Linked DNA regions of Mus musculus: regions 2 and 3 are each linked to region 1. Evidence: chromatin loops called from intact Hi-C (ENCODE). Cell type or tissue: left cerebral cortex. All regions are shown on one strand. Each heading gives the region's core, and the rest is flanking DNA. Links, peaks and the distances in the headings are about the cores only.

Region 1 (10,148 bases), core at 1,072-9,071:
ACTTGAGCATTTTTTTTTTAATGACAAAGGGTCTCACCAAGTATCTCCAGCTAACCTGTAACTCCCTTAGCACAACCAATCTGGATGCAACCTCATAGAAATCTGCCTACCTCTGCCTCCAGAGTACTGAGCTTAAAGTCATGGGTCACTACTCCTGGCGGCATGAGTGCTTTTAACAACAGGCAGGCATGGGGATATGGTGAGTACAAATAAAAATAACAAGACCTTTCTCGGAGAGAGGAAACATCAGCTTGTAAGGGACGATGACCTGACCTCAGGGAGCCTGCCCCTCCCCTGCAGGGGGATGATGGAATCATGGGGCTTCATCCTGACTTTGATGCAGCTCTGGTAGGCTCAACAGAAGTGCACCATGATTTTTCTTGCTGCGATGTTCATGGGCAAATGCTTTATTCAGTGAGATAGTTATGGACCTGACACAGGAGTAGCAAAGTAGCAAAAGAACGGTACTTCAAAGCCCTGCAGTACATTCTATCTGCTGCGGCTGGGGGTGGAGGTGGGGGTGATTTCTGGATTGTCATAAACCACAGAGAGAGACTGACCGAACTGTCATCTGCTGCTCTATTATGGACCTCCTAAAAGCAGTGGCTTAGCTATTGGAAATGGGTTCTTATGTAGCCCAGGCTGGATTTAAACTCACTGTATAGCTCAGGATGGCCTACTGAGTTTACTGAGTGTTGGGATTGAAGGTATACCATGCCTGGTAAGTGGGGTCTAATCTGAGAGAAAGGGAAGCCACTAAAAACAATCTAGATGGATGTGCACATCTAAGTAGTTCCAGTAAAGGTGTGGTCCTGCCCACAGTATCTGGGCTCCAGAAGCAGCAAGGAAAGTAGTCAAATGAGTTGTAGGACTGGGTGAAATCTCTTTCCAGGATTAGGTGTCTTCTCTCTCTGGCACCTTTTCCTTCTCCCTGGGGACCCCTGGGGGCCCCTGGGGAGAAATCCCCATGTCTTTGGGGCCCATTGTTTCAATAATCTCAAGGTCAAATGGAGAGACACAAATGTCTGTTTAGAACATCCTCATTCCTGCCAGGCCAGCTCTACACCTGGACTACAGCCTTCTCGGCAGAGGAAGAAACACCAGGGACAGGCGAATACAGTGGAGAAGTCATGTGGGGACAAAATGAGAAGGTGACCATCTGCCAGCCCGGAAGATAAGCCTCAGAAGAAACTGACCTTGCCAGCACTGTGACTTTGTATTCCCACCTCCACGTCTATGAGGAAATCAAATCTGTTGTTTAAGCCACCTGATTTGTGGCAGCCAGAGAAGACTGGATACCCTGTCCTGTCCCCCTTCGCACCACAGGAGGACAGAAGAGCTAGAGGACATGTACACAATTCTACCTACTGGACAAGGGCTTAAAGGACAAGAAAGAATGAATTCCAGAGGTATAACAGGATAGGAACCAAACTATAGATTTCTGGTTCTCTAGCAACAGAGAAGGGAATTCTATACCTCTTAGGAGAAGCAGGAGGGTATACTCTCAGGCTCAGAACGTGAGAGAAATAGAGAGCTTTGTGGCAATTCTCACCCTTATTTGTTGGGGTAAGTTGGGGGGATGGCCATATTGTTATCAACGGATCCAGGTGCTCCTTGCTTCTCGGCAAATCCCACCTCAATAGACACATCAGAAGCTAAAAATATCCTGCATCAAAATGTGCTTAATACTTCCCAGGTGCTAAATATGCCAGCTTAGCGAAGTGGGACTCTGCCCAGTGTCCCTTGGGTTGTCATGATCCTGGGCTGAGCAGGAGATGCTGCTGCCAGCCTTTGAAAGGATGCAAATTCACAATAGATTTTTTTCATTTGTGTGTGCATGTATGAATGTCTAAGTGTGCACACATGCATATGTGTGTGTGACTGTCCAAGTGTGCACACATGCATGTGTATGTGAATGTCTAAGTGTGCACAATGTGTGTGAAGGCCCGAGGACCTCCACACCCTGAAGTGGTGTGCCACTTCGCCTGGCTGTTCATTTGTGCCCTTTGAGATTTTCTTTGTAATGAGCCCGCCGTGGACATAAAAGGCTTACATCACTTCTGTGAGGTACTCTGAGAAAAGAATGACCCCGAGGAAAGGGTGGTGGGAGCTGGTGCAGAGTTGGTTGGTCAGAAATATGGGAGGCCTCGGATCTCTAGTTGGTGGCTAACCTGGGCAGTGTTGGGTGGCCTCATATAAAAAGCCAATTGGCCAAATAAACAAACTGGGGAAAACCCAAAGCCTTCCCAGTGCAATGAAGTCTTATAATTTGATGTTGTCTCTGCATCTGTCTTGGACATGAACTCACCTCTCTTACCGCTGAGGTGGGCCCCAGTCACCCTGATGCAGTTGGTTTTCAGTTCTCTGCCTCCCTGGTTCTTAATTTGCTCAATTTGGATGTCTGTCTTGCCTTCACTGGGAGAGCCTGAAGCACTGTCCTCACTGATTGTCACACCCTATGTTGACTGCCAGGGAGGCAGGGAGGCAGGGATGCAGAGAGGCAGGGATGCAGGGATGCAGGGAGGCAGGGATGCAGGGAGGCAGGGATGCAGGGAGGCAGGGAGGCAGGGAAGCAGGGAGGCAGGGATGCAGGGATGACCCTCTCACCATAGCCGGACTCCAGGGGCTTGCTCTAAACCCACCAATTAGAAGCCACCATGCTGGCTGGCTTTCATCCTTAATCAAGTGCTCTCTCTCCCTACTCCCTCTTCCTCTTGCTCCTTTCTCCTCCCTTCTCCCCCCACCCCTATCTCTCCCACTAGTTGGCCTCCCTTTTACCCCGACACCTCCTTTCTGCCTAGAAATTTCAAAACTAAGTTGGAGAAACAGTAACAGTAACAATCTCAACGCTTAGCGAAAGGAACATTGCGATTAGAAAAAAAGACACAATGTAACTTTCAAGAGCAACAACCTCCCCAGCGAGCAGACACTCAGGATTCCACTGGCTCTCTTCCGTTTGGACCAAAGCCAGCAGGCAGAACACCGAAGGGACATGTGCTTCGGACGTTGAAGGTAATTATACAGAATCTCTTTTTCTTTCTTTTTAAAATAGTGATTTCTTTTTCTGGGCTTTAGTGGTCTGCCTGCTTGTTTGCGTGAGGGTGCCAGATCCTCTGGAACTTGATTTACAGACAACTTTGTGCTGCCATGCAGGTGTGGGGAATTGAACTTGGGGGTCCTCCGGAAGAGCAGCAAGTGCTCTTTACCACTGAGCCATCTCTCTAGTCCTTATACCGGAATTTATATGGCCAGAGTGTAATTTGCTTGTCTGGAAGGACAGGGAATACTCTAAGGAGACATTCTATCTCTTCCTTTAGATTCAGACTAGGAAGGCTCGCTCCTCAGGGAACTGGAAAACCTCCACTCCCAACCCCCCCCCCGCCCCCCCCCCCAGTGGAGAAGGAAAAGCTTAAATTTCTCACAGATAGTGCTGGGTCAAAGATGAAAGGGACCACACATTAACTTGGGCCTGGCTATGCATGATTTTGGTTCTCTACTTCAACTTGTGTGAGGCTTCTGTCTAAAGATAAGTTCCTCCTCTGACTGGTCCTAAACTTCCCCATCTTCACCTGGGATTCAGGGAAGAGAGGAGGGAGTCCCCACTGTTTTTTTTTTTTTTTTTTTCTTTTTGAGACAGGGTTTCTCTGTCTCTGTCAGACCAGGCTGGCCTCTGCCTCCCAAGTGCTGGGACTAAAGGTGTGTGCCACCACCGCCAGGTGGGAGTCCCCACTGTTAAAGACCTTGTGGATTTTAACAATCTGATGATACACAGAGGAGGGGAACAAGGGTCTGTCTTTCGAGTATCTTCCTTCCTTCCGGGATGGTCAGTCACAAGCCTACTATGGACCAAGTGCATGGAGGCAAGACCCTCTTGTCCTCTTCATTTAAGCGTTTCCACACTTTAAAGATGCCTCTCCTTCTCTGAGCTGGCAAAACATTAATGCTACCCGGGCGGCCGAGGTAAAGAGTGCCTGGGAGGGGCCAGACAACGAGGGGCGGGGCCAAAGCGACCGACGCCTGTCGTGTGCGTGCGCGGCTCCAAGCGGGGGGCGGAGCCTGGCCGCGGGCGCCCGCTGTAAACATACAACATGGCGGCGGCGGCTCCAGGCGCTCTGGGCGCCTTGAGAACGGTTGGCGTCCGCCTGGTGGCCGCGTGCTGCGCGCGGCTCGGCCCCGCGGCCTGGGCTAGGGGTACCGCCCCGAGGAGGGGCTACAGCTCGGAGGTGAAGACGGAGGATGAGTTGCGCGTGCGGCACCTGGAGGAGGAGAACCGAGGTGAGCTGCAGGCAAGCGCGGGCGAGGCCGCGGAGGTCTGCCCCGGCTGTCACTGCGTCCCCGAGGGTACGGTGGCCTTCCGGGTTCAGCCTGCTCAGTGATGATGCTCGCGCCTGGGGTCTCTCCAGCCAAGGTCAATGCGGAGCGTGTAGTACAGGGCCAGGGTTGCTTCTTGCTGTGTAATAGCTCCCTGCTACCCCAGGCGTCAGTGCGAGAGTTGTAGGAGCTGCAGCGGGGATGCCTTTTTATTACTCGAGAGAAGCTTAAATTAGAAGCATTCTTTTGCACATATTATCTCGGAGAGTTAGTTTTGGGGGGCTGTTGCACTTCACTTAAAGAATTTTGAACGCTTTTTAAATTTTTTGCCTTGCTGAGCTCCGTGGGGGGTAAATAATGAGGCTATTCATCTTGCCCTTGGGCTGATTACAGTGGGAGGAGACAGATATATTAGTGCATGGCAAAGGGTGGAAAGCTATGAAAAGGTAAGATGCAGAGGAATATTGAGTTTCCTTTAGTTGCAGTGTCGGCTTAACTATAGTGATTGAGAAGGTGGAAGAACGTATTGCCCAAGAAGGAAGAGAGGACCACTGAATGCATTTTGACATCCATTTATTGGATGCTGGAATCTGTTAAGAAGTGGAAAATAAGTCAGTATGGCTGTCTTTTTAGAAGCTCTCCTGTGTATTGAAGGTCAGATGACGCTTGCTTCAAGGCTTGTTGAGAACCCCGAAATGCCTGCAGGGTTTATCTCTCACTGTTATAACCTAGGCTGCCCTGGAAGTTAAGATCCCCAGATTTAAGAGTGCTGGGATCACAGGGCTGAACCACAGTGTCTACTCCAAGGCATTCTGTAGGCAACACGAGACTGACAGTTCTGACGCAAAGTTCCCTGTGCTCCACCCATCGAATATATCAAGCAGAATGATAGGCACTCCATGAGGTGGTTGTGGAGATGGGAAGGATACTGTGTATTGAGGGTTGAGCAGCCTCTGCAGGGCGCTCAGAAGTATGCGGAGTCATTTTGTTTCTTGCACGTTCAAGCCTTCTGAGACAGCGGAATGGTCAAAATGATGGAGATATTTATTTGGGAAATGACAGAAGACAAGTATGGTGTGACAGAGTTGTAGGAAGCTAAGCTGGGGCCTTAGAGGCCTGGAATCATTAAAGCCTTGGATGCCAGTCTTTTTGGGTAAGCTTAGTTTTGCTGGCGTTTCAGTTATGTTATATGCTCCGGGGGTGTGTTACTTATGAAGGGGTTGGGAGCGTTGTTAGCTGTATGTATATGCTTTAGTGGGTGTTCGTGTGTGTTTGTACGCACATTCACACAGAACTTCCTGGAAGTCTTTAAGTTGGGATGCGATTGGACTGCAGGGGAAGATACAGCCCTTGGAAGATTATTTAATATTTCGATAAACTGTAATGTTTATCTTGAAGGCAGATATCAGTAATTAGGACATCCTGGCCTAACGACTGACCCAGCATCCTTTTGAGGATTGGCAGAAGTGACGGTGCAGGCTTTGCTTTCTTTTTATGTCTGAGCCAACTTATAAGTAGTGCAGAGGAAGATGCGGGAGCCAGGGTACTGCAGATGGAGTCTCTGAAAGGTGGGTGGTACAGGGACACTGAATCAGATTGTCACTGGTTTAGTTACTAGTGGCTTGCCATGGACAGACAGACAGACAGACAGACAGACAGCAAACAGCATGGCAGGGACTCAGGAGAGTTCAAGCCTTGGCTCCAGAGACAGACAACATTGAGGGAGATCTGAAGAGTGGAATCAGGCCTTATGAAGCAGGAGTTGTGGTCTTTTACAGATGTTTGAGGACGGATAGGTGTAGTTTCTCAGCAGGATCGTCTGTGTGTGTGTGTGTGTGTGTGTGTGTGTGCGCGCGCGCGTCCATCAGTATCTCCTTTGATGTAAACTCACTTCTGGTGAGAAATCTGTTCTCAGCAGGGCGCGTGATGGTCTGTGAGAGGGAAGGGGCTGCTGTGGGTATCGTGGCCTGAGTGGGAGTGGATTTTGACATTACACTATCAATAGTCTCCTGGTGCTTCTGTCAGAGCGATGAGTCCACAATGTGACGCTCTCAGCCTTTCAGGACGGTGAGAACCCTCTGGGGGCAAAGAAGCACCAGGCTTCCTTGGTGAGGTTTAGGCTGGTGACTGGGGTAGGCTCAAAGCTTGCAGCTATTGTCAGGGCTGTGTTTGTGATTTGCAGCCCAGATCCTTGCAGAGAGCCACGTTTTGGGCTTGCAGAGGCCTCTCTTAGCCCTTCCCCCTGGTCTCCTGGCTGCAGCCACCCTGTTCCCATGTGACTCTTCACCTTGGTGAGCTGGGAGTCCTTTGCTTGCAGGTCTTCTCCACCCCTGCCACACACCCCGCAGCTTCACCTAAGCTTGTTCCTCTGCAGTCCTTTCTGTTTGGGTTTCTGCACGCACTTCCCAGACTGGTATCTCCCTACCCCGAGGAACTTGGGCTGTAATGTAACCCATTTTAAAGATGTCTTTGTGAAACTGTTGCGGGTAGTTTCTGGCAGACAGAACAAAGAAGCAAGTGACCAGAGCAGTGGCTCTTAAAGCATGGCCTTCATCCTTCACGATGCAAAGATCCGTCGAGAGATTTCACTGAAACCTTTCATGGCCTTTACTTATGCCAGCTTCATTCAAATGAGGCTGGTAGACATGGCCGGCATCTGCTAGCACACCTTTCTCTATGTACTAAAAAGATATATTTCCATGCAATTTTATGAATATGTGAACTACCTAATAATAAAGTTATAGTGTCTGGGTTCAAGCCGCTGATGTCGGTGCTGGGAACCGAACTCAGGTCCTGAGAACGGCAGGTGCTCTTGACCACCGAACCATCTCTACAGCTTCAGTTTGGAACATTAAAAAAAAAAAAAAAAAAAAAATCAAACTCAAATCCTTTAGTCTTCAATGGGACACTTCATATTCCCCCTCCCAAGACACACCAGAATCATTTTGTTTCCATAAGTTTGTGTGCACTGACTGACATTTCTGCTTCTTCTCTTGTCAGGAAGGGAATTATTTTGCTAATTTCATTTTCCAGCTACTCCTTACAGGTGTGTAGGAATCCACAGGAGTTTTGTCTGTAGGCATTGTATTGTGTGCTTGGATAGCCTCTTTGCTTTGTATACTTCCCATATATGGCATGTCATTTGCACATTGAGTGGCTTTGCTTCTTTCTGAAGGTCTTCATTCCTTTTTTCTTGCTAAGTTACACGGCTGGAGCCTCGTCTGGCTGCTCTTGATCTGTGGAGGAAAGCTTTGTCAGACTTTGCCCACTCAGTCTGATGCTAGTGGTACCTACGTTTGTTTTGCCCTTTATCAGTTGAGTGAGGAATTTATAGAGTGAATTTTTAGCTCATTTTTTTATCTTGTTGAATTTTGCTAAATACTTTTTCTGGGATGATCTTGGCTTTTCTTGCTTTTAGTTTGTTAGTGTGATGAATTATTTTAAATGCCTTTCAGTAATGACCCCCACCTCTATCTCTGGAAGTAAATTCCAACCGGTTGGGATAGTTTTTATGTATTGTTGGAGTTGATATGCTTATATTTTATTTGCATCTATATTTACGAGAAGTACTGGTGTTTAGTTTTCCGTTCCTGTAATCTTTGTCCAGTTCAGTGCTAACCCTGTAGACTTGGGTAGGACATGGTGCTTCTGTTTCTGATTTTCATAGAGACTTGAGAAGTGCTCTTTGATAGAGGCTTTTCAAATTATTCATCTTATAGCAAAACAAAATAAAACAAAACACCATTTTGGGGGACTGGGAGATATAGCTTAGGGTGTGAAGTGCTTACTGTGTGCATGTGAAGCCTGGGTCCGGACCGTCAGAAGCTATCCAAATGCCCGCTGGCATTAGTGGCTGTAGGTTTTGTAATCTCATCGCGTTAAGAGGCGGAGAGAGGGAATCTTAGAGCTGAGCTAGCCAAAGCTGGCTGACTCTTGGTTTAGATGAGAGACATCAGCCTTGGTTCCACAGACAGACACACATATGTTGGTGTATTTGTTTTATTATTTTGTTGGGTTCTTCTACATCTTCCTTCCTTCCAACTTTTAGTCCACCATAATCCCTCCCAACCCCCAACACTAGGTGGGAAAGAAAGCTTAGAGGGGAAGGGGGCATAGATCTCTTTCAGCTAACAAAATCTACTACTTCTTGCTGATTAAAGGCGTTGGGTTCCTTGAGGCAAGTCCAGTTTTCATTGTCAGGATATCCAGCAGCCCAGCAATAGCAAATGCAGGGGTAGCAGCACCCACCTTCTTTGGAGCACTGGCGCCCCTCTTGGGACTCTGGTATTTATTCTCTTTCCAGAATCCTCAGAGTTAGACTGCCTGCAGCAGGCAAAAATCATGGCCCTTTTAGAGTACAAGACAATCATAGTTGGCAGCTGTGGACAGACTGAAGCAGCACATATCCCCCACCTGGGATTAAACCAAAACAATAGAACTGGGTTTTTAAAGAAACCAAAACTCGCACCACATACACACACTCACTCACTAACTAATGCGCACGCATACATGCACGCACATGTTTTTGTTTCGTTGAACTTTCTGGGCTGATTTTTGGTTCCCAGTGTTGTGGATTCTGGTGCCTTTTGCCTCTCTGTTCCTTTGCATTTAGTTTGCTCTCCTTGTTCTTTTAAGATAGTTTTGCTGGCCTGGAATTAAGGTCTTGTTTCAGCCTCCAGAGTGCCCAGGCTACAGGAGTGCACTACTACGTGTATTAAGGTCTTTTCACCCCCAGTGTGTCTGTCCTACTGATGTTCCCTTGAGCTTGAGAAAGCTCCGCTGTGACTGGGTGGAGCTTCTGCAGTCAGTGAGCTGCAGCTGGGCCCGTCTGCTGGTAGAAGTGAGTTTCTGGCTGCAGTGCTGTGAGGCATGGGTTTGTCTCTTCTCTACATAGCTCCGTTGGTTCTTCTTCGGGTGCAAGGGCATTGGAGATGATGATGTCTTAGAGGAGTGGGATCCCTGCACTATGGAAGGCTTTCTTTTGGGAGGCCGTGTCTTGCTCTGAATTCAGCTCCAGCTCCCTGCCAGCATGATTTATCTTAAACAAATGTGTCTTTAGAGCTAGACACCAAGTCTTGCTTATCATCTACTCTGATCATCGTATCTATCTACCTGTCCATCTATCAATTCATCCATCCATCCATCTGTCTGTTATTGGTGCTGGACCAAAGTTCATAAACTCAGGGAGGCTAAGTTCACATAGGTCAAGTGTTCCACCTGCTGAGCCATATCTCCAACCTGGATCTCTAGGTCCTTCAAGCCTGAAGTTACTTCTGAGATCATTGGTTATTTTGTATCACGTTTGTGCCTTCTGTTGTCTTGTTAACCGGTTTCTTCACCCTCAACCCTTGGTCTTCTGTATTTAGGTGTAAGTCTGTATCATTTTGGCCTCAGATAAAACAGAAACAAATTAAATCAAACGATACATAAAAGAACTACTTACCACAACCATGTGGGAGTTACTCTGGGGATGCAGGTGTGGGTCTTTATTGAAATGCATTTAAAGTAATTCACCACAGGGGCAGACTAAGCAAGAAAAACCACAGTTATCCCAACACACTCAGAAAAAGCATCTGACAAAATCCACCACGGGAAAAACTCATTCTAGAAACTGAAGAAAGAGTCCGCCACCTATATAGGGCAAAACGTGGACACCAGCAGCATCAGACTTGAGTGAGTAGGGCCGTGTAGAAAGGCAGGCTTCAGGAACCACAGAGCGGCTGCTCATGAGGTTGCATTATTGTCTAGCATGTTTGTACATTCTGTTGCCGTGTTCAGGGCTCCTTCAGCTCCACCCTCTCGGTGTTCGTGTGTGTCCTTTGCTTTTCCCATGAGGT
Region 2 (10,148 bases), core at 653-8,652, 110 kb after region 1:
CCTATTTTCTAGAATGCACACTTGGTGCTTGGCCCTGAAGTACTTTCAGGCAGAAGTGTCATGGAGAACGAGGTCTGTGTGCCGGGCTTGTAGAGCCCCTTAACACTGCCCTCTCTTGTCCTCCCATCTCCCCACCCCCACCCCCACACAGTACATTGTGGGTGCTAATTACTGGTCCACTCCAGTGGAACGGGAGACTGTGTTGATGTTACACTAACAGTTTATGCTCAACAAGCTCTGTGTGCATGTAATAATTACAGCATATTTGTCTTTGGTATTTCGCAAGCATTCTTTCTGGATAATACTGGCAGGATTAAGTAACAGTTTCTCGCCAGCGTGGTTGCTCAACTGCATTAAACGCGGATGGAGCACGGATGGAGCGCTATGACGCTCACAGCCTGGCTCCCCCCCCTCCCCCCCACCTCTGACCTTTTGCTTTTCTTACGTATAAAATAATCTATTGTCTGTGCCTATTGTTCCTATCCCAGATGCCAGGAAGTACTTCAGCAAAACATTTTGCTTTCGTGTTAAAGGACAGCCTTTACGGTGGTGAGGAGTAAGCTGGGCAGGCAAGCCACCAGGCTGCCAGCAACCAGGGACTTCAAAGTCTTCCTTTGGGAACTGTGGGGGAGCTGACATTTCTGCTTCTCTATATCCAACATTGGCAACATGTGCGGGGGGGGGGGGGGGGGATGAGAGGGAAGGGGCGCAGGGGGCGGGCATGGTTGTAATTCTGTCTTGGAAAAGGTCAGCAGGAGACACACTAGCTACATTGTGTAGCCCCGGTACTCTGATCCCAGACACGTGCTCAGGAGCCTGTTACGCAACACAGCCCACAGCCTCAAGGCCATTTTGCACAAGTTTCTCCTTCCCATAAGTTTACAGCCTCCTGAGATCATTAGCTTGTGACATAATTCTCGCCCACAAACACGGGCCGCTCAAACAGAGCAGAAATTCCAAAATAAAGCACTTCAGAAATAGCTAAGCATTTTTTTTTTGGACTTTTTTTTTTTGTTTTTTAACCTTTCCTGCACGATTCACGACTGTTTTTTTAAAGCCACTGAGTGAAACAGAGAACCCTACTCAGGGGTTTCTTTTTTTCAGTGTGGGAGTTTGGTCCGCGAAGGTTCCTGTGGGAACTCTCTCTTCTGCAGTGTTTTGGTTTTACCTGTGTTCTAGCTTGCTGTTGAAAAGCCAGGTCTACCTCTCTGTCTGATAAGCTAACGACTAACACACAGTGGCTTTGGTGGACATTTTTCAGAGTCCTGAGGTGAGGCCTGACATGTTCCCACATACAGTGGAAAGTTACTGTGGTGGCTGTCACTGAGTCCAGGGGACCAGAGACGCAAAGTAAATGCCACGCTGTGGCAGGTTTTTAATGTTATCGAGGGAGTTTGGCCCGACACGATGATGTGTCAGGATTCTTTGTTGTGAATGGCACAAGTCCAAACAAAAGTAGCCTGGATCAAAGAAAACTGTCACTTGGCCAGCAACCCTCAGCAGGAAAGGGCAGGACCATGAGGACAGTAGAACCAGGCTCACAGGGCTGGAGGGACACCCTGCGTTTCCTGTCGTGCCTAACGACCAGGGTATAGCTTCATTCTCTGGTCCGGTTTTACAGCTTCCAGCCCACTGGAGAGTAGAACTCAGGTCCCTGGGTACAGAGGCAGTTTATTGACTCGGCAGTCTCCCAAGCACCACCACCTACCCCCGTTTTGTCTGTGTAGTTCTAAGGGTGGCCTTGGCTGACAGCAGAACCCGGAAGCCTCTGCAGCCTCCACCACAGGGAAATGGGAAGAAGGGGGCCTGGGTGTGTAAAGGCCTTTGGTCCAGCGAGAACCCAGATTAGCTAGAAGTTCTAGCCACTTTTGGAGAGGTCAGGCCAGCCATGGGGACAGGACCCAGTGGAGATGACAACCCCTGAATCAGAATGTTGGTGGTTGGGGACATGCGCAGACATGGTTTAGATTGACTGACTGGGGAGAGGGGGTACTTAGACCCAGCACCTGTGGTCCAGCTTTCCCACCCCTACTCTGTCTGCCCAACACCTTCCTCATGACAGGGATATTCCTCATGTCCTCATGTCTTCCTCATGACAGAAATGTTCCTCTTATGTCCCAGCGTCCCCACCAGAGAGAGTGGTATTATGTCCTCTCTGGATACCGGAAGAGGACATGGACCATGGCGGGTGGGGGTGACATGATGTCATGGGTAGCCCTAGTTGGACCCCTGCCCTAGGTCAGGAAGACAGTGTGGGGGACATCTGCCACCCTTAGCTGTGGTCATCAGTAGCCAAGTGGAATCTGGCAGGGTCCATCTAGGTTCCTGGATCTCTGAGTGATACACGCATTTCTCTGTTCACCTCTGTGATCAGTGTGTTCAAGTTCTCCAGTGGGCAGCTTTCGAACCCCAGGGAAGCCCTTGACTTGTCTGGTATCATTCCTGTTGCTACCAAGAGAAAAGTCTTTGACACACACACTCGCTGTCTGACACACACACTCGCTGTCTCCCGGTGGTTCAAGAGTGGTTCCAGAGTTTTTGCAAAGTTCTGATTTACCTGGCTGTAGGCAGTTTTATGTGTTCTCTCCAATGTCAGTGTTACTTATTATAAGCTCTTTGTGTGTGTGTGGGGGGGGGATGGGGGGGAGAAGGGGAGCCTGGAGAGAAGTTCTGGGACTTTCAGGGCAAGATGATCTGACCCAGCAAGTGAACTTCTGCTAATACCATGGCCTGTTTCCTAAATAAACTTCTGAGGAAGAGAACTCAAGGCTTCCTTTCTTCTGAACTGTTTGCATACCCTAAAGCTATGTGATGTGGGAAGTGCCCACGTCCCCTTTCCAGAGGCGGTGTCTTACCTCGAAGAACATGCTTTGTGCTAATCGGATTGGTTCTTTGGCTTGCTCTGGCCAAGGCTGGGTGGGGTTTGCAGGTGGAGAAGCAAGACCCTGCAATCCCAAAGGCCCTGGCTGCTTCCTGCCTCCTCCAGAGGGTTGCCCACTTCTCTCAGCTTCACAGCAAGTGAACACCGAGGGTTCCTACCTGCCTGGTACGTTGACCTGGCCCCACTGACAGCTAGTAATGGGGTTACACACTGACTTTTGAACCACCCTCTAGAGAGTTGCATTCTGGCTTCTCATAGCTGAAATGTTTGGCTGGAGAGTGAGGACAGCAAATATCCTTAGCTGAGGCTGACTATGTGCACCCACAGTGACCTATGAACTGGCTGCTCTGAAAGACCAGTGACAAATATCAAGCTGCTTCCAGGAACGAAAGCCCACTCGAGAAGTCATGTGCTTTTGGCAAAGACAAGCTCCACAGAGGACCCCAAAGCCCTTGGGCTTTCACCTGAGAATGACTCTTGTCCTGGCTTCCCCAAGAAGGGTGCATGCATGTGTGGTGCGTGCATGCATGTGTGTGTTATATGATGGGTGTGTGCATGCTCATGGATGTGTGCATGTGTGTGTGTTATGTGTATATAATGTGTACATGTGATAATGATGGGTGTGTGCATGCTCATGTATGTGTGCGTGTGAGTGGTGTGTGTGTGTGTAAGTGATGTGTTGTGTGTTTTGAGTGGTGTGTGTATGTGATGTGTACATGTTTGCATATGTGTGTTTGGAGCGTGTGGAATGTATGGCACGTGTGTGCCCACACAGGTGTGAATTGTGTACTGAGAGTGTGCATAATTTCCCTTCACAACTGTTTTGGAAAACAGGGCCAACACAACAACTAGAGGCTCCAGCATGGTGGTTCCTTGCTCAAGGGATCTTGTAATCACATGACTAACAGGAGGGGTTCTGGAGATGGCACGGGAGGCCAGTGATTGCCTGGTGGTGGCAAACTCCAGGGTTTCGAGACACCAGTGTCATGTCCTTGTTGCCTAAGGAGCCACTCGCAGGGATGGGTTTATTATCTGGGCTGTAAAGTCTTAAATGCCCAGCAGCAGCAGCAATTTAGTATATATACAGTCTTGTGTGTGTTAGCTTTCTAACCTGGAGGAGAAACACGGCATCATAGATGCAGGTTTTTCAAGAGGTGGACAGAGGTAAGTTTAGTGGAAGCTAAAAATGACCTAGACCTGTGGCCAGATGGGCAGGCCTGCCAGGCACTGAGATGTCCCACCCCCTACCATGCCCTCTCACCCGCATGCTACCTGCCCCCAGCCTGAAGAGCCCCACCTCTCAGGGGGACAGTCTGATTCTTCTAATGTTACCCATATGTCAGATTGCTGCCCTCCTGCTGTGTTTCAGGCCCTGCTGCCTTTCCAGAGAAGAGCATGAGTCACCACAGGGGCCAGAGAGGGAGGGAGGGGCCCCGGTCACCGGAAAAATAGAGTGGAGCAAGAGCCTTTTTATAGCTTTCTGAGTAGGCTTTCCTTTCCATAGGTTAATTTTTATCTGAACAACCCAGATAAGGTTGGATGGCCTTTTTACAAGAAAACTATTTAAATACAAGGGATTGTTTGGACAGCTTTTTAAAAGGCCAAGGGCATTTTCTTGCTTGCTTGTCTGTGTGTGTGTCTGTGTGTGTGTGTTTCAGTTTATAAATAGCATACATTGATAGTTAATGGCAATTTTCAATGCCATGTTTTAATGTAATTCCTTCAGCACTAACTTTGGAGCCCCCCAAACACAAAATTGTTCTTATCCCAAGGGACTGAAACCTTGCGAAGGTCAAGGGTTGCTAGCGCAGACCCTTTGAGACCCTGCCCTGTGTTCCAAACAGATGGTGATTTTTCACATCGAATGCTATTCTGGTGTACTGACTTAGGAAAATTATCTTAAAATAGACTTGAATGAGCAGAGCCTGCAAGAATAAGCTGTCAGCTTCTTTTTTACTCCTGGAAGGGGCGGGGGAGGGGGCAGGGAACAAAGCTGTCAGCGATTTCCACAAGTTGAGGAATCTGTGTACTTTCTTATTTTAGAGAAAGCTTTTTTTAGTGGGACTGTAATTGAGTCCCCTTACGTCGTTGGGTGTCAACAAATTACCATCTGTTCTGGAGATACTCAGTTGTGAAGCCCAGCCTTGCCAAATACCAAGGAGCAACTGCTCGCCACTGCGAGTGAGCTGGCTGAGCATCTGGACCATGGGAGTGTGGGCAAGCATCCAGCCTCCTTTACTCAGGTGTTCTGTGAGTTCTGGAACCTGAACTCTGCTAGCCCAGGACAGCCCAACCTTAGGGTCCTTGGGCAAGGAGAGGTTGACAGAGCCTGGAGCATCTTCACAGAGCATCATGTTGAGCAAGAAGCTAGATTTGGAGATGCTGGGCACACCGAAGCGAGAGGCGACCTCAGCCGAGTGGGTGGGGCCCTAGGCGAGTGAGTTCAATACATTGAGTTGCCATGGGGCAACATGCTGGATTTGGAGGGGATGCCAAAGTGCTCAGCTTTCTCCGAAAGGTGGTACCATCCCGCTCTTCAGATTCCAGGAACCAATCAGTCTTGGGTTGAAAATGGTTCTACCTATAGCAACACTGTAGACTTGGCCCATCACGTCTTCCTTAGATAGAATAGAGCATCTGTTTGCTCAGCATTCATACCCTCTGAAGTACTACAGGCCATCCGAATATGAGTTACGGCCTCCAGGAGGCTCCGCACAGGCTGCACATGCAAGGAGCTCGCACGCAATGATTTCTATACCTACAGACATGGTAAAGCCCGTTCTCCAGCAACACCGAGAGACATCTCAACTTGTTGCAGATTTTGCAGCAGTCAGGATGATGTGTGACAGGAACGGAGGGCAGGGGTCCTCGGCCTAGTGTGTGAACAGGGTTCTCTGTGACATGATCTCAGCATGCTGAAGGGGCTGTAAGAAGGAAAAGCTGAGCCGTGACCTCCTCTTCTTGGAGACGGGCCTCTCGAATATGGGACTCAGGAGTGGCTCTCCCGAGTGGGGACTAGGCACACCTAGTGCCCAGATTTGGTCCCCTTTGAAGGCTAAACTGTGACCATCCCAAGCTCCCCTGCCTCTTAGTTAGCTCTGTGCCTTCAAGTGAAAGAGGGTGGCCCAGGCTTTCTTAAACTGGAAGGGAGTTGAGTGGCTTGTAGGTGCCTAAGCTGAGTCCTGTAGCATGCACCTGAACCCAGGGAATGCACTGGACTCTATGTGCATAGAGAAGCCCCGGCCAGTGACGTTCTCAAAGCAGAATGCTCTCCTATAGGACATCAGATTCTGTTTTCATGTGACTTTGATTTTTTTCCCCTGTTCTAACCCCTGCCCCACCCCCATGTTCTATCAAATTAAAGGAAGTGGCCATGTGTGCTGCACGCATAGGTGCACACACTCCTGGCCTGGGCAGAATGACATCTCTGAGGACACAAAGGAAGCAGAGAGATCCATGACTGGATGGGTCTCCAAAGGGCCCGTGTCTCAGGGGAGTCCCTCAACCTGGACATCTGTCATCAGCGACCAGTTGCACTGACAGAGTCACCCAGAACCCCTGTGGCAGTGGGGGCTGCATCTGGCAGGTGCCCTCAGTGACTGTCAAGCCTCGGTGGGATCCATGGTGGCTTTTGCTCTTCACTTCCATGGGAAACGGTCTAGCATTCTGGAGGTCTCCTGTTAGCTGCTGGATCACTTGACCCGAAGCTGTTTGTGAACTGTGTTGATGAGGGAGGTGGGTAGTCTTTACCACGAGCGCTTTCCCAAGGCTGAGTGGAGACGGAACCCATAGGCTGCTTCCAGACTCACGCCTTTTCCAGTACGGAGCTCGGGAACTACCAGGAAAAGCTTCCAAGTTCCTAAAATCCTACAGTGTGCTCTGGGCTCTTCCAGACCCTAAGGATGTCAGCACCTACCCCCTGTCCATACTTGTGACTTCAGACCTAAAGCACATCACAAAAGCTAAGGCTCTTAGATATTTTAGAGCGGTCTATAAAAGGACACATCAACAGAGCTAGACCCCACGTGTGCTTTCTTTAGGGGAAAAAATATTAAGGAATAAGGATATAATACCCGAAAAGATGCAGTGGTCAGACCAAGGATGCTGGGATGACCTTTGACCCTGAAAAGGCTGAAGTGGGTTTACCCATGGACCACTCAGTTCCCATGGGGCCAACCAGCTCACCAACCTGTGCCTGGGACAGGAGATGAAGTAGGTTACCTACTTCAGGAATGTGTCTCTTAAGAAACAGTGTGGTCGTGAAGAGAGGAAAAAAAGTAGCACACACAGTTACGGTTTGTAATATTGTGACAGGACCTTGCCATCTGCAGTGCATCAGTGGGCTGCCTTCACGGCTATTCTGGGATGCCTGTGGATGGATGGCTCTGGGTTAGATCTGCTGCTTTCGGTGGTTTGAATGACTCCTAAGAGTTCATACACAGAAAGCTTTGTCCCCAGGGTGTGGGCATTAAGAGCTGGGGCTCTCTTTAAGAGGTGAGGTCAGGTAGGAGGTGGTGGGTTACTAGGAACACTGTATGTGGGAGGGGCTAGGGATCCCAAGCTTTTTCTCTTAAGACCTTGCTGTTAGAAAGGACTGGCTGTACCTGGTTTCCCTATGTTGTATTTTATTTTATTTTATTTTATTTTATTTTATTTTATTTTATTTTTTGGTCTTCCTGATTCTTCCTGCCTGTGCTCCTTCTGTGAGGCCATCTAGCAGAGGTGACTGTAGGCAGAGGACCTTCCAGAGCTGCCACCACACTGTCTAAGCTTCCTATCTCCAAAACTGTACATGAAACAAACCTCTTTAAAAATAAATAAGAAAACTTCCCAGCCTCAGGTATTTTGTTATGGCAACAGAAGCATCTGTATCTGGTGGCAGGAGTGTACACTGTTGGTACATGTGTTGGGCCTCTTCACTGTAGACCTGGCTCCTCGGGGATCTTAGGCACCAGGGCATCAGTGGAGATCAAGCCCCACACCCACTCTGGACCATAGGGACCTTCCTGCCATTTGCTCTTTCCATATTCCTGCCTTGCACTTTCTGGGAAGAGTGGACATTTTATCCTTATTTTTCTTGCTTAAGCCTCAAAATCTTTCTCCCACCTCTCTGCCCTAGGGGTTTTCCCAGGGCAGCCCATTTCTTAGAGTTTGTATAAGCTGTTCCTAAACAAAGTCAACTCCTCCATGAAGGTCTGTGGCTGCTGGTGACCTCAGACATTTCAACTCCTTGAGCCAAGTGCTGAGGGGGGGCACCCCTAGGGACACTCATCTGGTCAGCATCTTTCTGAAAGAAGTGGAGATGCTGTAGCCTGAGGGAGGGGTCTAGAAGTCAGTCTTATTGTCACCATATTAGAATACTGGACACAGTGCTATTTAAGTAAGGAAAATGTGTTTGGGCTCATGGCTTCAGAGGTATCGTTCTACCATGGAGGGCTGGGTGTGCTAAAGAAGATCTGCTGACATCATGATGGCCAGGAAACAGTGGACCAGCAACAGGAAGGGACCGGAACAGTCCAGACAGGCCCCTAGGAGCCCATGTGTCTGACCAGGCTCCAACTTTCCACCGTTAGAAAGTGACCATCTACTGGCTGATCATCCGTTCCAATGTCTAATCCAACAGTTGGACTCTTGGTTAGGTCAGAGTCCTTTTTATCTGTTTTATCTTGGGAACACCCTTAGAGACGACATGGGGCAGACTTTATCAGTCTCCTAAGTGTCTCTCAGACCAAGTTAACTGTCACATGGAGGATGGGAGCCCAGGCCTTCACCAAGCCAGGCTTCCTAGGAAGAAAAATGCACACAGCTAGAATTCCGGCATGGTTCCCGTCTTAAGCTCAGGGGACTGAACTCAAAGGACAGTTTTGCTCTGACATTTTAGAGCAACCTGGGCAACACAGTGAGACCTTGTCTGCCCCCCAAAATGTATTTAGTTAAATTTAAAAATAAAGAAATGAAGGCTGGCTGGGCGGTGGTGGTGCACGCCTTTAATCCCAGCACTTGGGAGGCAGAGGCAGGTGGATTTCTGAGTTCGAGGCCAGCCTGGTCTACAGAGTGAGTTCCAGGCTAGTCAGGGCTATACAGAGAAGCCCTGTCAAAAAAAGAAAGAAAGAAAGAAAGAAAGAAAGAAAGAAAGAGAGAGAGAGAGAGAGGGAGGGAGGGAGGGAGGGAGGGAGGGAGGGAGGGAGGGAGGGAGGGAGGGAGGAAGGAAGGAAGGAAGGAAGGAAGGAAGGAAGGAAGGAAGGAAGGAAGGAAATGAAGGCCGGAGAGCTAGCTTACTCATCAAAGTGCTTAAAAAAACAACCCACAGAAGAAGCCAGGCATGGCAGTGCATGCTTGCAGTATCGGGGCCAGGCATGGCAGTGCATGCTTGCAGTACTGGGGCCAGGCATGGCAGTGCATGCTTGCTACAGTATCAGGGCTGAGAAGGCAGATAAGAGACTCCTGGGCTTTTGGCTGGCCAGCCTAGCATATTAGGCCAGTCCCAGGCTATTGGAGGACCCCGTCTTCAAAAACAAGGCAAATGGCACTTGAAGAACACCACCTGAGGTTGTCCTCTGACCCCCACCATATGTAGATTCTTGTCCTCTATACACATGAACATGTGTACCGGCATACAGATGCAGGCACACATGCACACATTCAAAGGAATGTGTAGCGATTCAGCACTGGAAGTAACATGTCTAATTAAATATGCAAGGGTTGGGCAGGTGCGGGGAGGCTCAGTGGGTCAAAGTGTAAGCCCTCAAGCATGAGAAGTCAAGTTCCAGTTTCCAGCACCCACAGGAACAGTCTGGCATGGCAGAGGCAATGGGGTGGCATGGCCAACACCTCAAGCTTCCAAGGCAGCGAGAGACCCAGTTTTCAAGAAATAAAGCAGAGAGCAATAGAGGAAGACACCGGACACCCTCCTCTAGGCTCTGAGTGCATCTGCACAGACACACACATCCCCGGACCCGCAGTCACGCACACCCCTCCCCCACCCACTAAATAGGAAATCTGAAACCAAAAGGCTGGACTGGACTAGCAGGTGTTCTGGTCTCACCTCTGACATTATGGGCCGGATTTGGAGCCTGAGAGCCAAGAAGCTGTCTGTAGTACCTTGTGATCCCTTCAGTGCTGGTGAGGCGCACTATGGGATTCTATTAGGGCTCGTTCTCCAGGTGGAAAAGCTGAGATCATAAAACCAGACAGCTCTCTCTTTCTTTCCCCTAATTAATGATGCTTGCGACATCAGGGTGTGGGCTGGGTGTACCCCTTTCTTTCT
Region 3 (10,148 bases), core at 649-8,648, 54 kb after region 1:
GTAGAAAAAATAAGGGACAGGGTCTGAGGGGGATGGGGCTTTGCAACCAGGAGGCCAGAGTCCCTCACTAAACAAGGTCCCATAGGCTTAAGGCTTAAAAGACCAGGGAAGACTGTGTAGCCGCAGACAGCACCCAGGCCCAAGGGTGGAGGTGGGAGAGTGCTTGCAGCCACAGCAGGATGCACTAGAGGGAGGATACATTGTGCAGGGATTGCTCACAGCACAGTGACTTCGGTCTTTATCCCAGTGAGAAGGAGACCCCGGGGAAGGCAGGTCAGCAGTTTAATAGGTTTCTCATCAGTGCACTGAAGACACACAGCAGTTAGCCGAGTCTAGAAGCAGGAAGCCAGCGCCTGTGGCATGGTTGGCTGTGGCATGGCCTGGACAGGGCTGCATTCAGATCCGGGGTGTGTTTAAAGACGAGTCTAGAAAAATCTCCTAGCAGGTTGGCTGGGAACATAATCAGGAGAGATACGTGGGGTTTTGGAAAGAGCAACTGCCTTCTCCTGAGACGTGGAACTGCAGTCAAGAGTCCTGTCTTGGATATTATTTGGATATTTGGTTAAAAACGGTTACTGAATATCTAGATGATCTCTTAAATAAATGCGGAGAAGAGGGGCATGGTCTGGGCTGGGGCTAAAACTATGGGACTCGTTGTTTTCCCCACTAACAACCTGCTCTAAAGAGAAGTCCTGAGCCCAGAAAGCCACACCCTCCATCCCCAGGGCTGGGATAAGTGGGAACTACTCTGGTCTCTTGGAGGAGGAGGCCATGTTTGTCTAACCTTGTCATAGGAGAGAGCAGGCAGGACTTAGGATTGACCACTGTGGGCCTTCAGCTGCTAAGGCTCCTGCCACTTGATACCTTAGGTCTGGGTCTTTTACATTTTGAACACAGTTAAAACACACTGAAATGTAAAAGAGTTTCAGAAAATAAATGAAAGATGAAGCATATCAGATGATTATCTCTTATCCAAAATGGTGGGAGTTGGAAGTGTTTCAGATCCAGTTTTCCGATTGTGGAGTGTTTGTATATGGATTACTCGGAAAAACTGAAATCCGAGATGTCCCCAGATCTCCAAGTCTGATGTTTGCTCACCAAAGAGTAGGGCTGTAGAGCATTTCGATTGCTAGGGTGGTTCATCCTGTACCAACAAGCAGAAATGGGAGGGCTGAGAAACCTACAGGTAACCCACTGTGTAGACAGAGTTGCCAAATGCAGCTGAAGGAGACGGAAGAGTCTGAGGTACAAACAGTGGACAGGTCTGCAGGAAGTTACTCAGAATTAAGAAAAGGAATCACAATGTTACTGAAAGGGTTAATGTCTAGGCTTCCGAAAGTCCTAGAAGGAGGGAAGAAAAAAGTGAGCCCTTATAACTGAAAAACAGAAATGGAGTGAGAGTGGACAGAGCTAGGAACAAGGATAAAGCAGGCCAACCAGGTGGAGAGCCCGCAGGTCCAGCCAGCTACACCACAGGACTGCTTGCACACTGTTTGGAGTGCAAGTAAAACTTTGTTGGAAGCAGGAGGCACCCGGGACATACATACTTATAAAGAAGCAGAGGTTAAAATGGCTAGTTCTCATCAGAAACTACTCCAGACACCAAGGGAGACATTGTGATTTGCTATAGAGGAACGCCATGTGCAAAGAGGGTGGCTTGGCCAGACCCAGCGGTCAAGTCCCTTGTCTCAGCACTCTGGATTCTGAGGCAGGAGAATTGCTATGATGTCCAGGCTAGGTCTCAGCACCTACCCCCATCCCCTCAAAAAGAAGGTAAAACGAGGTGATTCTCAGATCAGAAAAACGAACAGTTTAGATCTCAGTCTCAGTATCTATAATAACGATCCATCCATGATGGACACAGCCACATCTCGACGTAGTTGAGAGAGCTGCTGGGGAGCCTTCTCGGGCATAGATTAGATTTGGTGAAGTTGACGGCTATGTGCAAAAAAAAAAATAAAGAACTTTGATTTAATCTTGAAAATCTAGGCAAAAACATGAGCTCAAAATAGAACACAGATATAAAACCACATGGAGTTCTGAAATCCGCAGAGGTCACACACTCGTTCCCAGCATTGGAGACTGAGGGGCTTGGCTCCGGGGGCTCATGGGAGTCTCCATCGAGTGACCTGCACTCCGGAGAAGGTGGTGCTGTCAGTGCCCACCCTCATGGCCATTCCCTACTCCTTGTTTTCAACATGTAGGAACTTGTTATGTTTAAAGCACTTGCTTCAAAGGCCTGGCTACCTGTGTTCAATCCCAGAGCCCCGGAGAAAGGTGGAAAGAGAATCAGCCCCACCAAGTTATCTTCTGACCCCCATGAACTCACCATGGTGCCTGTGCGTGTCTGCGTTTACATATCACACATACAGTAATAATAAACATTCAAAAAGTGCATCATTCATTCTATCGGCAACCCGATACATTCCTCTGGTCCGGCCATTCTCACAGTAACCTGATTTACATATTTATACAGCCCAGTGTGTATGGATAAGGTTAATAAATGATCGTGTGAAGTATGGTAGAAAGCAGATGTTTGAAAATCAAACTTGTTCCAACAGTCAGGTAAAACATGTTTATCAAAGACAGTAAAAGAAACTACACCAGTTCTGCCTTAGCCCCGAGGCATGTTTTGGTGTGTCCATGAGCACTGCATCTGGGAATTGATAGTGCCCCGATTTGGAATAGGGGGATTGGGAACACATTCCTTTATAGAATCAACACACTTGGCAGCTCAGCTGTCCTATGCTTTTCTGTCTGACCACTAGCCTGTGTAGCTGACGCTGATCCAGCCCGCAGGAGGACAAGAAGGAAGATCCAAGCTGCCTGTTCGGTGCACTGTTGCTGCCTAGTTGTTGCTTGCTACAGTTTTTCTTTAGCTTTAACAGGTTAAAATTAAGGTGCAATAAACAGCACATATTTTAACACACAGCTTGGTAAGTGTTGATATAGACACAGCCATGAAGGCATAGCCACGGTGGAGGAACATGCCCTGTGCACCCCAATGTTCTCATGCAGCCCCGGGCTGCTCCCGATCTGTAAAGTGATGCTTTTATCTTCTCTCTCCGGTGGCGCTAGGGGCTGAGCTCAGCCTTGGGTGCCGGGCGAGCACTCTATCAGTGAGTCACGTGCACAGCCTAGATCATCCTGTGACATCGTACGTATGTGATCTTCTCTATTTGGCTCCATTCACTTGCACAGTTATTTTTGAGTTCATCTATACTGTGAATTTCAGTATTGATTTCCTTTTTTGTTGCTAACCGGTGATGCATTCTGTTCACGTCCACAGTCTTTCTGTCTGAACAGACATCTTTTTTCCTTTTACCTTTGGCTGGGGTGAGCAGAGCCGCCGTGAGTGGTTGCATACAAGACTCCGAATGGCTCCCTGCTTTCAGTTAGCGGAGGCGGATGCTTCTGACTGAAATGGTTCATGCCGTGAGTGTGTGCTTGGCTTTAGTGAGTTGTTACTGGTTCCAGCAGCGTGAGTTCTATAGTGGGTGGCTTCCCTTTTTCGAGACAGGGTTTCCCTGTATAGCCTTGACTGCCCTGGAATTCACTCTGTAGAGCGGACTAGCCTGAAACTCAGATCCGCCTGCCTCTGCTCCCGAGTGATGGACCTACAGGCGTGCGCCACCACAGCCCAGCAGTTCCCCCATTCTTCACATCAATCAAAGATCTGCATGTGGTGATACTGGGGAAGCCCATCATGTCTGCTCCTCGGTGGGCTGTGCTTGAGCTCCTGTCTGCAGCTGACAGAGACCAGGCTGGCTTCCTGCTTCGTTTAGCGTGTTGAGTTTTCTGGTTTTTATCTGTGGTATAAGGCACATCCCTACCTGTCCTCACATTATGCATTGAAAAGACTCTCTCTTCTGGCTTCGGGTCTCTAAGGTAGCTACATCTCCATAAAATTAGATCAGACTGGCATTCTGTTTCATGAGCGTATTTGTCTGGCTTGGTGCCAGGGCCACGTGGTGAATCTTGAAAACACCCACATCGGTTTTTCTACTTTTTTTTGGCCAGTTGTTTTGCTGAATCCTAGTCCTTTTCATTTCCACATGGTAGTCAATTTCTACAAATTCATTCCTGTTGAGTGCTGGGGATTAAACTGAGTACCTGTCACATGCCAGAGTCACTAGGCTACATTCTCCTGTAAAGGATGGAGCACATTTACTATTTACTGTATACACTGTTTTGCCAAAGCGCTCTCAGGCTTCCCTGTCCTCAAAGGTGCAGTTGAGCTAGGCTGGTGACTGCAGGAGTTCCTAGCTGTGGTCAGGGACCATCTTTCCTCTGACGTGGACGAGCTGCTAGCTGTCCATGTCTCTCAGAAGTGAGCACCGTCTGTCAAGTGGCCTTTGTCAAAGAAATTTTTGCCACTTGTAAGATCCCTCTTTGGAACTAGAATGACCGTTTACACTCCCCTGCCTCACTTCCCCTGTGTTTATTTTATTTTTTCTTTTCACAAGAAAGTGGCCTTAAATATATTTCAGGGTCTGTGGGTCACTAGACATGACAGCTGTGTGCACAGGACCTGTGTAGGTCCTGTGTCTGTCTGTCCGTCCATCTATCTGTCACCATCATGTCATACCCCTCTTCTGTCCCCACCGCTGCCTCCTGCACCTGCTCCCTCCGCTGTGCCTCCTCAGCCGGGAGACTCTGAGCTCAGGTAGACTCAGCACCTTACCCCCAGCTACAAAGGAAGTGATTCTGATAAACTCTGGCTTGAGAAGCCTTTAAAATGGAAAATATGTAGACGTGACTGACACGTGATAGCAAATACAAAACAATCTGGGGAGACTGGATTTTTAAACTCTCATTTATCTTTGTATTTTCCTATCATCACCTTTTTGTTGTTAAAAACACACCATTTCTCTCTGTTCCCTTTCTTAGTAAAGGGTTTCTTAAAAACCCCTGTGTTGCCTGATGTCACTTCATTTCGGTTCAGGCACTAGAGAACTCTTAGGTCAGTAAGTAATGATTTGTGGGTAGCTTTCCAGAGTTGTAAGCTGCAGGCACCGCTCGGCTAACACACAAGCATTTCTCGTCTATGTGTAACTCAGATACAGAGAAGTGTTTTTACCATAAAACCCTTCTTGTGGTTTTTAGCCCGTGACACTCCTCTCAACTATGATAAGGACATGTCATGACATTAACGCTAAGTAATTCGATACTTGAAGTGCGTTGTTAGGTGTGATGGACGGCTTGGCTTTCCTGGGGTGAACCGTGTATGATGACCCCATGTTACTCTTCTAGAGCTGGAACACTCAGACTCCAGGTTTTCTGCGCTTATAGCAGGACCTGTTTTTATAGATGAATTAAATGAATAGGTTTTTTTTTTCATGTTATTTTGACACCATCTTAAAAAGCATTTGAGCTGGGCGTGGTGGCGCACGCCTTTAATCCCAGCACTTGGGAAGCAGAGGTAGGCGGATTTCTGAGTTCGAGGCCAGCCTGGTCTACAGAGTGAGTTCCAGGACAGCCAGGGCTACACAGAGAAACCCTGTCTTGAAAAACCACAAAAAAAAAAAAAAAAAAAAAAAGCATTTGGAAGTATACTGGCTAGTTTTGTGTCAACTTGACACAGCTGGAGTTATCACAGAGAAAGGAGCTTCAGTTGAGGAAATGCCTCCATGAGATCCAACTGTAAAGCATTTTCTCAATTAGTGATCAAGGGGGAAAGGCCCCTTATGGGTGGGACCATCTCTGGGCTGGTAGTCTTGGTTCTATAAGAGAGCAGGCTGAGCAAGCCAGGGGAAGCAAGCCAGTAAAGAACATCCCTCCATGGCCTCTGCATCAGCTCCTGCTTCCTGACCTGCTTGAGTTCCAGTCCTGACTTCCTTTGGTGATGAACAGCAGTGTGGAAGTGTAAGCTGAATAAACCCTTTCCTCCCCAACTTGCTTCTTGGTCATGATGTTTGTGCAGGAATAGAAACCTTGACTAAGACAGGAAGAATGATCGTCCGGTCTGTAGCTAGTCCGTGAAGTTCTGGAACTCTTGATTCCTCGCAGTTCTGTATTAAGTCTCGCTTGGGTTTTTCACTTTGGCACTTTGAGATTCCTCCTCACAGTGGGTGCACGTTGCCCAGGTTTTCAGATGTCTTAGCACTGATGTTTGCAGCGTCATGGTATCCTTAGCCCCTGGGGTCCCTTCAGAGTTCCCCGAGTCCTGCGTTTGCAGAGCTGCATGGCGTTTGTGCTCTCTTCACAGGCCCTCGGCCCTGCTCCCAGCTCCATTCGGGCCGCCTTCTTCCTCCCTGGGTATTTTCATTCCTTTTCTTAAACTCAGAGTTCACGTGTTTAATTTGCTCTTGTTCATTTTTCTTTTTGAAATCACGTTATTACGAGGGACGCACAGATCAAAACACTGTTCAGCTAGGTTAAGGCAGCCACTCACACATACACTTGTGCCCACCCTAACCCTTCCATCCCAGTGGCCCTCTCTCCAGTTAGAAGCTGTACTTGGAAGCTGTGGCACTTCATGCTGGCTTTTACATCTCCATCAATTACATTTTTATGCATTAACTACCCTCTCCCCCTACACATACAAGGAGAAAAAGCTGACAGAGCTGGAACCAAGAAAACAGCCTTACGTCTTCTCTCACAACTCACGTGCCCTTTTGCCTGAACAGTCATTGTCAGTGATAAAAAGTGTGCATTTGTGCTAACTGCATACTTGCCACCCAAATTTATGTAGCACTATCATTATTATATTACATATAAAAATTCAATTTGCAGTCCTTTGTAGTAAAATATATATGTGTATTTGTGTATTACACACACACACACACACACACACACACACACACACACCTCAAGTTACTTTGGGCAGTTTCTACTCTCCAGAAGCATTATACTCTATTCCAACAGTGTCCTCTCAGGCGTTACCTGCAGCTCCTGGCTGTGGCTTTTGCTTTGTATGAGTAATGCTTTAATGCCTTGGCTCTTCATTGAGACTGTCTTTTAGGGACCTTAAAAAGAGGCTAGCAGTCATTGACAGCCCCTAGGTCCAGTTCTCATCTCTTCTGTTCAGTTTTTGTCTTCGTGATCTGTCCAGTTAGGAGGGGGTGTGTTGAGGTGCCCACTTGCTGTGGTGCTGATGTGAATTCCTCGTCTCTTACAAAGATTCTCAACGACACCGTCTTCTGAAGTGTCTGGTCTTGTGTAGTCACTGTCTCCAGCGCCTTGGTTCCCCCACGCAGTGTGCTCCCCTGTGACATCCCTGTGACAAGTACAGTGACTGACTCAATGTTCGTGGGGGTGTGTGTCTTTGAGGTGGAGTCTTGCCTTGAGGCCCAGGTTGGCTGCCTGCACCAGCCTCCGGAGGTGCTAGCTTACAGGCTCAGGGCCACCAAGTGCGGCTGCCTAGCTACTGGGTCCTACTTCTGAGCTGCAGTGCTGCACGTCCCATGGTGGGCTGGAGTTTGCCTGTGCAGTGTAGTGCATTTCATTTAGGAGGTGGCTTTACCCTGCCCTTACCTTCCTTACCTGAGCAGAAAGCCATGGAGTAGATACTCTTGAGTCCCTGTGTGTGTCTGGCTTGTTTCTTACCTCATGTCTTCAGAAGCTGTTGTGTGAGAGGCACTTTTATTTTTTGTTTCTTGTTGTGTTTTTATGTGTGTGTGTGGGTGGGGTGGGGTGAGTGCGCATGCGCTGTGGCATGCCTGTGGAGGTCAGAAGACAACTGTGTGGAGTTGACACTCACCTTCTACTCTGGGACTGGCCTCTTGTCAGGCCTGCATGACAAGCATTTTGACCAGCCGAGCTTCAAGCCCTGCCTTGAAGCCCTCAGTGTGCACCCTGACTGGTTATATTTCTGCGACTGTGAGTGAGTTCTCCACATTTGTCCTTCTCGTGTCACTGTTATTGTTTCACCTGGTGTTTCTCCCCAGATGTCTCACTGGCAGGGTTAAGTGGACCAGCAATCTGCCTTGAGTTTCTCTCTCTTAAGGTCCAATTGTTGATCACACTGATAACTTAATGTTGCAGACCTCGACCTTCATTCAACGGCACTCATTTCTGAAATTACAAGAGGCCATAAGATACAGCAAACATTGTCTGCCTTAGGCAGCTTGGTAGAGAGATGCCAAGTCTAAGTGCTTGCTGTGTAAGATGAAGACCCCGGCTTTTCATCCCCACACCTCATGTAGTTGACTGTGAAAGCTCACACCTGAAATCCCACCACTGTGGGGGACAAAAAGGACTCTTGGGGTTCATTTGCCAGCAGGCCAAATCTAATGCGCTCCAGGTTTAGTGAGAGACCCCTGGTTATTTAAAAAAGTAATGTGGAGAACCATCGAGAAAATAGCCAGTTTCCACCTCTACCCTTAGAGAGTGCATGTGTGTGTATGCACACACACACACACACACAGAACACACAGATACACACATACAGATACAGATACACAGACAGACAGACACACAGACCTGCATACAGACACACAAACACATATAGACACACACATACCACACAGATCATCTCAGTACACAGGAGGTTGAGACAGGAGGATTGTAGTAAGTTTGAGACCAGTCAGGGCTACACAGTGGAACCTTGTTTCAAAGAAAGAAAAACTTTTTAAGAATTCATGTTTAAACCTACCAAGCCTCATTTAATTTAAAAAATAGAAATAACAAATGAGCTAGCATTAATTTCTGCAGTATAGAAGGGAAGTTGCCTTTTGACATGAGCTCTGGCTGTAGCCTGTATGACTGTTTCAGGATGCTGTTGTTGTGCCATCTTAGAGGGTAAATTGTGTCCCTTTCCCAGCCTAGTAACCCTGCTGCTGCTGGTCGTCAGGACTCACCACGCTGTGGCACTTGCTGTAGAGTGTGCTGTCCGGAAGCGTGGGGTGGCATCAGCAGGGCCACTCCCCTTTCCCAGGGCTGTACAAGGTCACTAGCATCCTGTGGCAGAGGGCATCTTGAGACAGATGTGGGGGCTCCTGTTGAGCAGGGAGGTATGATGGGATGGAATGTGGCCAGGCCGGGGATATGGTCTGGTAGAGTGGCTGGCATTTTATGGAGACTTTTGGGTCCAGCTTCTCCTGGGTATGAGACTCACTCCCCCAGCAACTGAACAAGCTGAGGGAGCTGGGTGCTCACTGGGTTACACTTCCCCCTGGCTGGCTTTCAATATGTACAGAGCCATTTGCTGTTACGTTTAGCAGCAGCCCGAAGCAAGTGCCCACGAAGTGTGCCCAAACCGCCTGGCTCTCCTAAGTTAACTGTCTGTGTAATCTGTAGTGAATACTGCTTTGAGACCAGTGGTATACCAGCTCAGTGTTTCAGAAAGATGGGGAAGCTGAGCTACTGCAGAACCATTGACCTGGCCTGATGGTGGCAGTTAGGGGCCTGGAGCAGAGCTCCTGACTTCATGTGCTCGTCCTGAGGCTTTGGGAATGTGACTTGACCCTTGGAGTCTGCCCCATCATGCATGCGTGCGTGCATGCGTGTGTGTGTGTGTAGCCAGATATGTTTTACATGGCCCTGTGAGGATAGTGGAGGCTTATGTGAGAACAAACTGAGTGTTCTGGCCACTAAGTCCTGCCAGGTACAAGTTGCAGTAGGTCAGCATGTTTTAGCTGTCCTCTCTGGCCTTACTTGTCAGATACACCGTTACTCCCAAGCAGGCATCAGGAGGTGTGGCTTTTGTAGGATAGCCCACATGGCCCACATTATTTCCAAACCAGCCTTGGTGGGTGGAGCTCATCAGAGCAGGTAGTGAGTGTGGGCCGGTCTCTCTCTCTCTCCTTCCCTCCCTCCCCGCCTCCCCCCTTCTGTGGTGTGTGTGTGTGTGTGTGTGTGTGTGTGTGAGCCATGTGTAGCTATCAGGCATTTCCTCAGTTGCTCTCCCCCTTGTATTTGTGACAGTCTCTTGAACCTGGAGCACACCGATTGGCCATGCTAGCTAGCTGGCCGGTCAGCTGCTCCACAGGGCTGGCTGTCTCAGCATCCCCTGTTGTTGGTTACAGCTGCACCCATCACAGCAGCTTCCCCGTGGGTGCCGGGGATCTGAACTCAGGCCCTCACGCTCCTACAGCCCAGCAGTTAAGAGCATTTGCTGCTCTCCCAAGAGGACCCAGTTTGGTTTCCAGCATCTACACGGGGCAGCTCCATTAGGGGATCTCATTGCAGCTTCTGGGTTCTGTGCC

What was found. Hi-C counts contacts between places; a loop is a spot of excess contacts. Peaks named below come from ENCODE experiments on the same cell type or tissue, not always from the same donor. Only the 100,000 strongest peaks of a DNase experiment are listed, where the experiment ranks them.
Region 2: it touches region 1 in a loop (2.1-fold over the local background); 7 of 42 quality-filtered maps call a loop at or near these places.
Region 3: a loop joins it to region 1, with 2.2 times the contacts of the local background. A loop is called at or near these places in 3 of 42 quality-filtered maps.

What each region holds. Positions count from the first base shown.
Region 1 is chr13:52,923,582-52,933,729 of GRCm38, reverse strand. Auh (AU RNA binding protein/enoyl-coenzyme A hydratase) reads left to right here and starts at 4,053. Exons shown (of 10, transcript NM_016709.2): 1 at 4,053-4,275. The coding sequence starts at 4,089. In left cerebral cortex, for the core only: a CTCF peak has its summit at 4,181; DNase peaks (open chromatin) are centred at 4,074, 4,299, 5,161 and 5,849; H3K4me3 peaks cover 2,501 bases; H3K27ac peaks cover 1,619 bases.
Region 2 is chr13:52,813,087-52,823,234 of GRCm38, reverse strand. No RefSeq gene overlaps it. Among named protein-coding and RNA genes, the nearest start is that of Gm33315, 11 kb to the left of the region's middle. In left cerebral cortex, for the core only: no CTCF peak of the experiment used is centred there; DNase peaks (open chromatin) are centred at 839, 1,322, 4,315 and 5,006; H3K27ac peaks cover 302 bases.
Region 3 is chr13:52,869,098-52,879,245 of GRCm38, reverse strand. All of the region lies in intron 6 of Auh (AU RNA binding protein/enoyl-coenzyme A hydratase), which reads left to right. Among named protein-coding and RNA genes, the nearest start is that of Gm33315, 45 kb to the right of the region's middle. In left cerebral cortex, for the core only: no CTCF peak of the experiment used is centred there; DNase peaks (open chromatin) are centred at 3,469, 3,905 and 7,247.